2 separate regions of the Homo sapiens genome follow, and region 2 is linked to region 1. Evidence: chromatin loops called from intact Hi-C (ENCODE). Cell type or tissue: mammary epithelial cell. All regions are shown on one strand. Each heading gives the region's core, and the rest is flanking DNA. Links, peaks and the distances in the headings are about the cores only.

Region 1 (4,398 bases), core at 304-4,303:
GAAGAAATGCATACAAGTGTTTACTAAAAGCCAAACATAAGAATGTCCATAACAGCATTATTTAAAATAGCCAAATTAAAAACAATTCAAATGTCCTCAGACAATAGAATGGAGAGATAAACTGTGATATATCCATGAAATGGCAAATTAATTAAAATGAAGACACTGCTGCCACGTACAACAACATGGATGATTATCACAAGTGTAAAGTTGAGCAAAAGAAGCTAGACATCAAATAATACACACTTTATAGAAAACTCAAAAGCAGGTGAAACTAATGTATGGTATTAGCAGTCAGCAGAGTGGGCATCTTTTGGAAGGAGAGTGGAGACAGTGGTTGGAAAGGTGCCCAAGAAGGGCTTCTCAGATGCTGACAGGGTTCTGTAGGTGAGTGATCTGGGTGGTGCTTGCATGGGTTATTTTGTGCTACATGCATATTTTCTGTATGTGTGTTTTGATTCTATAAAAGGTGTATTAAAAAAGGTTATGGAGACAGAAAGGACATAGATGAAAGAACAGGAGGCAAGGCAAATCATCTGAATTTATACATTCTTTGGCATCAATTGTAAAATGCTACAGAAATTTAGAGAAGGGAGAAATCACTGAACTATATTGGTCAGAAAGTGTTTTCTTGAACTTGGTAAAATTGATTTGGGTGTGGAATAATGGCAGGATTTGGACAGGATGAGAGGGTAAGATGGGGACACAGGGACAGTCTTGGAGAGGGTGGGGCCAAGCATATTCCACTCACTGTGATTGACAAAGAGGGGACTTGGTTGGAGGAAAGATTCCCTTTGGAGAGTGAAAAACAGTCCTCATCATATTGCTTGAGCTTTATATGGCACATTATAGTTTACAAACCTTTCTTGTGCTCTCTGTTATTTGATTATAACAATAACTCCATTTATTGCTGATACAGACTCAAGTTTAGGAAGATTAAAGTCATTTGCTTAGAGCTACTTGACAGCTGGGGCTATTTTCCTGGTCTAAGGAACTGCTGAACTGGATCCAATCCTAGTTCCATCCAATCTTAGATCCTAATAGTCATAAAATTCTGAAAGAATGTGTCAGGAGATGATATATCAGGAAATGTAGAGAGTGACCTGTTGGCACAGAAATGTCTTGTAAATACATTTGTCAATTCAATATTTTCTTCCACTGAGTAAAGAAAGGTCTGTTTTCCACGTTAGAACACATATTGAGGTATCCCTAAATCTTAAACAACTTTTCATGATAAACAGCCCTAATGAAATTCCTGGGAAGCTTCTAAGATAGGAGGATTTTTCATTCAGCTTCCTGTGTCCCATTCTTGGGCTTGCAGGCAACCGTAGCCAAGAGCTATGGTCTCTCTTGAGATGGTAGAAAGCTGCCTTGTCACATTAGGCTGCAAAAGTCGTCCTGTTTCCTCCTTTCTCTAAAAGAAGAATGAAGTTCACCTCTGGTGGCTTTATCTTTCCAGGAAAAGGAAACTCAGGTCTAAAGCCATCCATTTACAGATGAGGACACAATTATAAACTGGGACACTTGATGGCTTTCAGCTCACAGCTCTTGTGGCTTAGGTCTCTGGGTGCCAGGTTCCAGACCTGGACCTGCCACAGAAGTATCGGCTGATCTTGGAAAAATCATGAAACCTGTTTGTTTCTAATATCTCCTTGGGATACATTTGGTAAACAGTGCTTTGGCTGAAAAGAGTGGATGCTGGCATGAGGAAAATGGAGATCTTAACAAATGTGTAGAATGTTAATTCTTCCATGTCTTTCTCTTCCTTTAGGTGTTTTTCAGCCCTAGCTATACATTGGAATCAACTGGCAAACTTTGAAAAAATCACAAAGCCTATGCCACAACCCAGAGGTTCTGAGGTGCAGCCAGAGTATAGAACCTGTAATCTAGGTAATGGCTCTCACTGGAAAACAGCTGTGGCACTGGTATAGGAGCAATGAGGGGCTCACGCAGAACTCCCTGTGTGGGCTCACCTGGCCTTCCAAAGGCCCAGCCTGACCACTTGGGACCAAAGTGACCCTTACTATTAAAGGCTTCTAACATTCACAGAAAGAAAGTACGTCAAGGGTGTGTGAAATCATGACAGAAGCTCCTCCTCCTAGGAACTATCACAGGAAATTACCCTTTATACCTAAGAATAAAGACCGAATAGAGAGAAGCCAGCTCTATCCACAACCAACAGATGGCGCTATTGTCCAATGCCCTGCCATTTAGGTCTCTGCCAACCACTTACTCCTTAATACTTGGTAATTTGCTGCATTTGTGCATGATTTTGAAATGTTCTAGAAACATTTTTGACTCCACATATCTGAGAAGTGCAAAAGTAGCAATAATATTAAAAGTGTTACTTAAAAAAGGAGCATAATTATGACAAAATGAAAGTAGAACCATTTTTAAAATCAGAAGGCAGTGAGAAAATAAAATGTAAGTTTGTACATGCATGTGGAATTAATTTTTAGACAGTAGGAACAATTCCAAAGGGCAGAGTTGATCATGAATCCTGAGAAAAGTGTTGTGCCTCTGCAACTGACAATAAAGAGCAAGAGATACGGAAATGAATGAAATGGAAAAGTTTATAGTGTGCGGCTAGATAATTACAATGCCTGATATGTGCTTTATCTTCACCATAAACTATGCAAGTGCTCTCCTTTCTTTCATCATCACCCAGCCAGCCAAAATCAACCACTGTCAATTAGACTGTTTTTAACTTTGGAGAAGGCTGGGGGTTGTTCTAGAATTTGGAACTAAGCATGGTAAAAGCTCTGCTACTTAACTTCTGGAGTAAGTCAGGGACTAGTTCTGTAATCTGAAAGACAATCTATACTCTCAAATCTACGCTACTTCAAGGTGGCAAGGCAGCCCAGTCTGACACTAACCATAACTTCTAAGGAGGTCTATTCTCTACCACACCTGCAGAAATGGCTGGGGAGAAGGGTTAAATTAATGAACTTAAAACATCTTTGGCAAGTGACGCTATTTCTTGGAGAAAAAAAAAGAAAAATAAGACATTTAACTGGTCCATGTTAGGAAAAGATGCTTGGTAGAATGTATCAGCAGGAATAAGAGTATGTCTGATTTAAAGCTCTGAAAGTTTGACATTCTGTTATTTACTGAAAGTACACTGGGAAACTGCAAGCTCAGCCTCTCTAAGACACTTTGAATTTATAGTGTATCAGTCAGGATCCAATTAGAGAAGTAGAATGAATAGGACATAAATATTAAGAGATTTATTACAAAGAATTGGCTTATGTGATTGTGGGGGATGGCTAGGCAAGTCTGAAGTCTGTAGGGCAGGCACTCAGGAGGGCAGACTGGAACTGTCAGGCACAGGTGGAAGCTGCCATCTGCAGGTGGAATTTCTTCCTCTTCAGGGAAGCCTCAGCTCTGCTATTAAGGCCTTTCAGCTGATTAAATTGGGCTCACCTGGATTATCTAGGATACGCTCCCTTTGTTAAAGTCTACTAATTATAGTCTTAAATTACATTTAAAAATTCCATTCACAATAACACCTAGATTTGTATTTGATTCTGTAACCAGAGACTGTAGTCTATCCAAGTTGACACAACAAAAAGACAATCACAGGCTAGATGCGGTGGCTCATACCTGTAATCCTACAGTTTGGGAAGCAGAGGCAGGAGGATGGCTTGAGGCCAGGCATTCAAGACCAGCCTGGGCAACAAAATGAGACCCCATTTCTACAAAAAATTAAAAAAAAAAAAACTTAGCTGAGTATGGTGGCATGTGCCTGTAGTTGCAGCTACTTGGGAAGCTGAGGCAGTAGGATTGCTTGAGCCCTGGAGTTCAAGGCTGCCGTGAGCTGTGATCACTGCACTCCAGCTGCCTAGGTAACAGAGTAAGACACTCTTTCTAAAAAAAAAAAAAAAAGAAGAAAATTAAGACCATCATAAATAGTGTTTGGAAATAAGACTGTTTCTGAGTAGAAGCGCTTCTAGATTAAAAAAAAAAAAAAAATCCCGTATGCCCTAGGAACTGGATTCTTTATATAGAAACCACAGATGTCATGGTCTGGGGGATCTGGTGATATTCTTATGTACATAAACCCATTCATTTATTTAGTTATTCAACAAATTTCATTGCATACTTACTATTTGCTAGTCTCTGTAGTAAGTGCTGACACTATAGGAACATGATCCTTACCCTCGAAGGCCCACAGACTAGTAGGAGAGACAGAGACACTCTGAGTTCCAATACCTTGTGACAAATGGTAGTTCAGTTGAGCCTCTAAACCTAGTTGTGAAATTAAGGAAGAGGCACTTAAACAGAATCTAGACTTAAGCCCAGGGGGATGCAGCATTTAGAGATGGAGAGAAGGGGTGGAAGAAGAGTCATCATAGTGATAATCCCAGCCCCAGACCATGCTGACCCCCACAGAGCTGG
Region 2 (4,398 bases), core at 106-4,105, 1.1 Mb before region 1:
GCTTGAAATAAGAAGGTCTGTTGTTAAATCTTGGTTCTGCCACTCCTTGGCTCTGTGACCTTGAACATATCATTTGACTTCTCTGAGCTTTGTTTTTTCACTTATGAGATGCAAACCATGTTGCCCTCACAAGATTAAGTCAGGATAGTGCTTGTGGTAGATAAACTCCCCCAGTACAAATTATTTCTTTCCAGCCAGGTGCAGTGGCTCACACCTGTAATCCCAGGACTTTGGGAGGCCCAGGCAGGTGGATCATTTGAGGCCAGGAGTTTGAGACAGCATGGCCAACATGGTGACACTCCGTCTCTACTAAAAATGCAAAAAAATTAGCTGGGCGTGGTGGTGGGCGCCTGTAGTCCCAGCTACTTGGGAGGCTGAGGACTTGTAGGAGAATGGCTTGAACCTGGGAGGCGGAGGTTGCAGTGAGTGGAGATCATGCCACTGCACTTCAGCCTGGGAGACAGAGTGAGACTCCGTCTCAAAAAAAAAAAAAAAATTCTTTCCATTATTTTTTATCTTTCAGTTCTCTTTTTGTTTCCCTTTTGCAATTGCAGGCTTTTGTAAGTCAACCCTCTGCTTTATGAAGAACACACTAGGGTGGGGTATCACACTGTGAAGAATACATCACTGGAACTTGAATAGTAAACCAGCAGATCGGGAGCAACATCTGGAGGGCCCATGCAAGCCTGGGGAGAGAAAGAGAGGTGCTGGCATGCCCACAAGGGAGCGAGAGCAAGTGAGTGTATGCACAGAGCACTTCTGGAGCATGACCCTCCTGCGATGCCTGCTGAGCCATTACTTGAAGGTCTACACAGGTGTAGACCAAATTCAAGGCCTAAATCAAGGGAAAGTATTACCATATGTTCCCACACAGAGACTAAAAGAGAGGGCTGCTCCCAGCAAGACGGGGAGGAGGGTAGAGGTGGAAGTGAGGAGCCAGGGGAGGAAGGGAGGAAAACAGAAGAGCTGCCAATATAAAGAATTCATTAGAGGAAAGTCATGTTGTGACCTCCAAGATGAAGATGAGTGAAAATTCTTGTATGATTTAATATTCAGTGGAAATATTCCAAACCACATGCGCTCTGGGCAGGCTGCGGTCTTTTACCTTAATTTCAGGGAAGTCCTACTACCCATTAAGCTTCATGTTGCTTACATAGTCTGAGCTTCTTTGTAACATGCTGGCAGGGTGTAGATGAAGAGGCTTGACTGGAAGCCTGCAATTATGGAAGTCTGGACAGTGTGGAAGAACTGGGAGCCTGGCTGACCATTTATGTGAGAGAGGGACATGTCTTACCTGAGTGCCACGTAAGCCATAGAGCCTTATCTCCTGGGACACATGTGCTACAAGTCCACTTTATTTTCTATAGCTCTCTCGGGCAGTTGAATTACTCCAGTGGTTTTTAAACTTAAAAAATATTAGAAACATTTTCTTAAGAACAACTTTTATGAAGCTATGATGCCATTTTTAAAAACAAAACAAAAATGTACTCTAAAACCTAATATGGTAAAAAAAAGTTATCTGCTTGGGTTGAAAATCAGGATGGGGTCCTGAAGCCCTACCCACTTGCTTCTCTTCCCTTATGCAAATCCGTTCCTGAAAGTGTGAAAACTATCACTGTAGTACAACCTTCAATGTGTAAATGAGGAAATGGAGATGCTAGAGGCTTGTCCACATGCCCATAATTAATTAAGGGCTGAAGTTAGATTGAAATCACTATTTTTTTCATACCTGCTTTGGTGTATTTTCCTAGCTCTAGACTTGTAGCTATTTGCTTTCAGAATAGAGATAATTAAAATATTGCCGCGTCTGATCAACCCAGAGACATAGGAAAAACTGAAAGAGTTTGAAGAACCTGATGCTCTCCCATCTGTAAATGGCCTAGAGGAAGCCTCCACATCCCTTTCGCAACTGCAGGCTTTTGTAACTCAACCCTTTGCTTCATGAAGAAGAACACCCTGGGGTGGGATATCACACTGTGAAGAATACATGCTGGAACTTGAACAGTAAACCAGCAGATCAGGAGCAACATGTGGAGGGCCCATGCAAGCCTGGGCAGAGGAGAGGCGCTGGCATGCTCACAAGGGAGCGAGAGCAAGTGAGTGTATGCACAGAGCACTCCTGGAGCATAACCCTCCCCCACCAACACTGCGCAAGGCGGATGCAAGCAAAATACACGTCTGTTGAATGGGAATGAAACACTGTGGTTTTAGGAAAGAGTCTCTGGGACCCCACAGTCTCTCCAGTCTTAGACTTTCCCTGTCTCAAAGAGACTGGGACTCTGAGGAGTTTTTCTCCCAGGAATATTCTATCCTCCTGCAAAGGGGCTCTGGGCTTTAGACTTAGAAAAACCTCAAATTGCTAGTTTATTATTTAGACAAGCAAATTCATGATGACTTGCATCATCTTGCAAGTATGGCAAAGTGGACCAGGGCAAAACCTTCCTAGGATTTTTGTTGAGCTGTAAGTTTCCTTTCCAGTCAAAGAAGAATGATTGGTTTAGCACATTAATATCTATCAAGAGTAAAAAAATGAGTGTTTGAAGATTCTTGCTGAGTTTCTCATTTTCCTGAGGCATTCACAGTCAGGTCCTTTATTTCCTTTAAGCCTACTGGTTCCCCTGAATGTGTTATGTCCTGAATTATCAAGAGGTTCTGATGCCTGCTGAAATCATCATGGGTGTAATAGAGACAGTGGTACTCACCAAACATTCCATCTGCTGTTTCGCATTTGCCAAATCCCTTGCACTTAGGTGGGGCCATGAGCCTAGTTCTGACCAATGAAACATAAGCTGAACTGGTGAAAAGCCTATGTGCAAATCTCCAGGCTCTCCTTCACTGACACCAGCACTTTCCAGATGGCAAAGTCCCCACCAGCCTGGAACCCTGAGTAACTTTGATAAGCAGAGTATCCTTCTCCCATGGACCTATGCTGGATATTCATCATAAATGAGACACAAGCCTTTGTTATTTTAAATCACTAAGATTTCAAGGCTAATTTGTTATGCAGCATAACCTAGTTGTGACTAATTAGTCATGACTAATACAGGGATAATTGGGCTTGAAGCAAGGAAGACTGAAGACCTGCTCTGGTGAGAGCAGCGTTCTCTTTAGGATCTGGCAGCCCCGGGGTTTGAGGCAGTTGTGTGGTGTATGGAGCTGCCTTGTACTGGCTTGTTACCCTGGATTGTGCACATTTTTTCCCAACTCTACGTTTAATGACATCACCTTGATAACTTGTCATTGGCCATGGTAGAAGTATTTACACCATAGAAATTGTCTAATGTTACAAATCATGGCATTTTTGTTTTTCCTGGCAAGGTAGTTGTTAAATACTCATATCAAAACATCACATCATACTCCTTAAATATATACAATTATTACTTGTCAATTAAAAATAAAATTTAAAAATTATTTATAAAAACCAAGCAGCCAGGCCTCAGCAAAATTATGACACAGGAAGAAAAAGTTTAATAGCACGTCACTGATTTTAAGTCTCTACAGAGAGAGTCAAGGTGGCAGCTGGAAATGAAACAGTAGGACCCTTAGTAAATGAGAACTCCATAAGTTTCTTAATTATTTCCCAATTTCTGCAGAGAAAAAATTTGGTAGAGAGATAACTTACTAGGTATGTTTTTCTCCAAATCATGAAATAGGCAGTCAAAATAATGTCTTTGCCAGAACACCCTAAATATCAGAATTTTTAGCTCATTTTTAAAATTTATATTTTAAAAATTATTATTGATACATAATAACTGTATATATTTATGGAGTATATGTAATGTTTTCATATAGGCATATAATGTATAATGATCAAAGCAAGGTAATTGGTGTATCCATCATCACAAGCATTTATTTCTTTGTGTTAGGAATAGTTCAATTCCACTCTTTTAGTTATTTTTAAAAACATACAACATATTATTGTTAACTATAATCACCCTATTTGTGCTACAGAACACTAGATCTTATTCATTCTATTTAACTATATTTTTGTATTTCTATTTAATGGCCCTTTTAGCTGGAGTGAGATGATAGCAATTACCATTCCCACAGTATCCCCATTCCCCACTACCCTTCCCATCCTCTGGTAACCATTGTTCTACTCTCTAAGGGTTTATTTATTGTTTTTGTTAGCTCCCACATATGAGTGAGAATGTGTAATATCTGTCTTTCTGTGCCTTGTTTACTTAACATAATGTCCTCTAGTTCCATTCATGTTGTTGCAAATGACAGGATTTCATTCTTTTTTATGGCTGAATAATATTCCATTAGGTATATGTACCCCATTTTCTTTATCCACTCATCCATTGATGGACCTTTAGGTTGATTCCATATATTGTCTATTGAAATAGTGCTCAATAAACATGAGAGTGCAGATGTCTGTTTGATGTACCGATTTTC

Evidence for each region. Hi-C counts contacts between places; a loop is a spot of excess contacts. Peaks named below come from ENCODE experiments on the same cell type or tissue, not always from the same donor. Only the 100,000 strongest peaks of a DNase experiment are listed, where the experiment ranks them.
Region 2: a loop joins it to region 1, with 4 times the contacts of the local background. A loop is called at or near these places in 1 of 110 quality-filtered maps.

Annotation. Positions count from the first base shown.
Region 1 is chr1:119,273,417-119,277,814 of GRCh38, forward strand. WARS2-AS1 (WARS2 antisense RNA 1) reads left to right here. Exons shown (of 7, transcript NR_125975.1): 7 at 1,772-2,557. Among named protein-coding and RNA genes, the nearest start is that of LINC01780, 53 kb to the right of the region's middle. In mammary epithelial cell, for the core only: CTCF peaks have their summits at 2,180 (motif pointing right) and 3,343 (motif pointing left); a DNase peak (open chromatin) is centred at 2,185.
Region 2 is chr1:118,207,819-118,212,216 of GRCh38, forward strand. No RefSeq gene overlaps it. Among named protein-coding and RNA genes, the nearest start is that of SPAG17, 25 kb to the left of the region's middle. In mammary epithelial cell, for the core only: no CTCF peak of the experiment used is centred there; a DNase peak (open chromatin) is centred at 2,003; H3K27ac peaks cover 779 bases.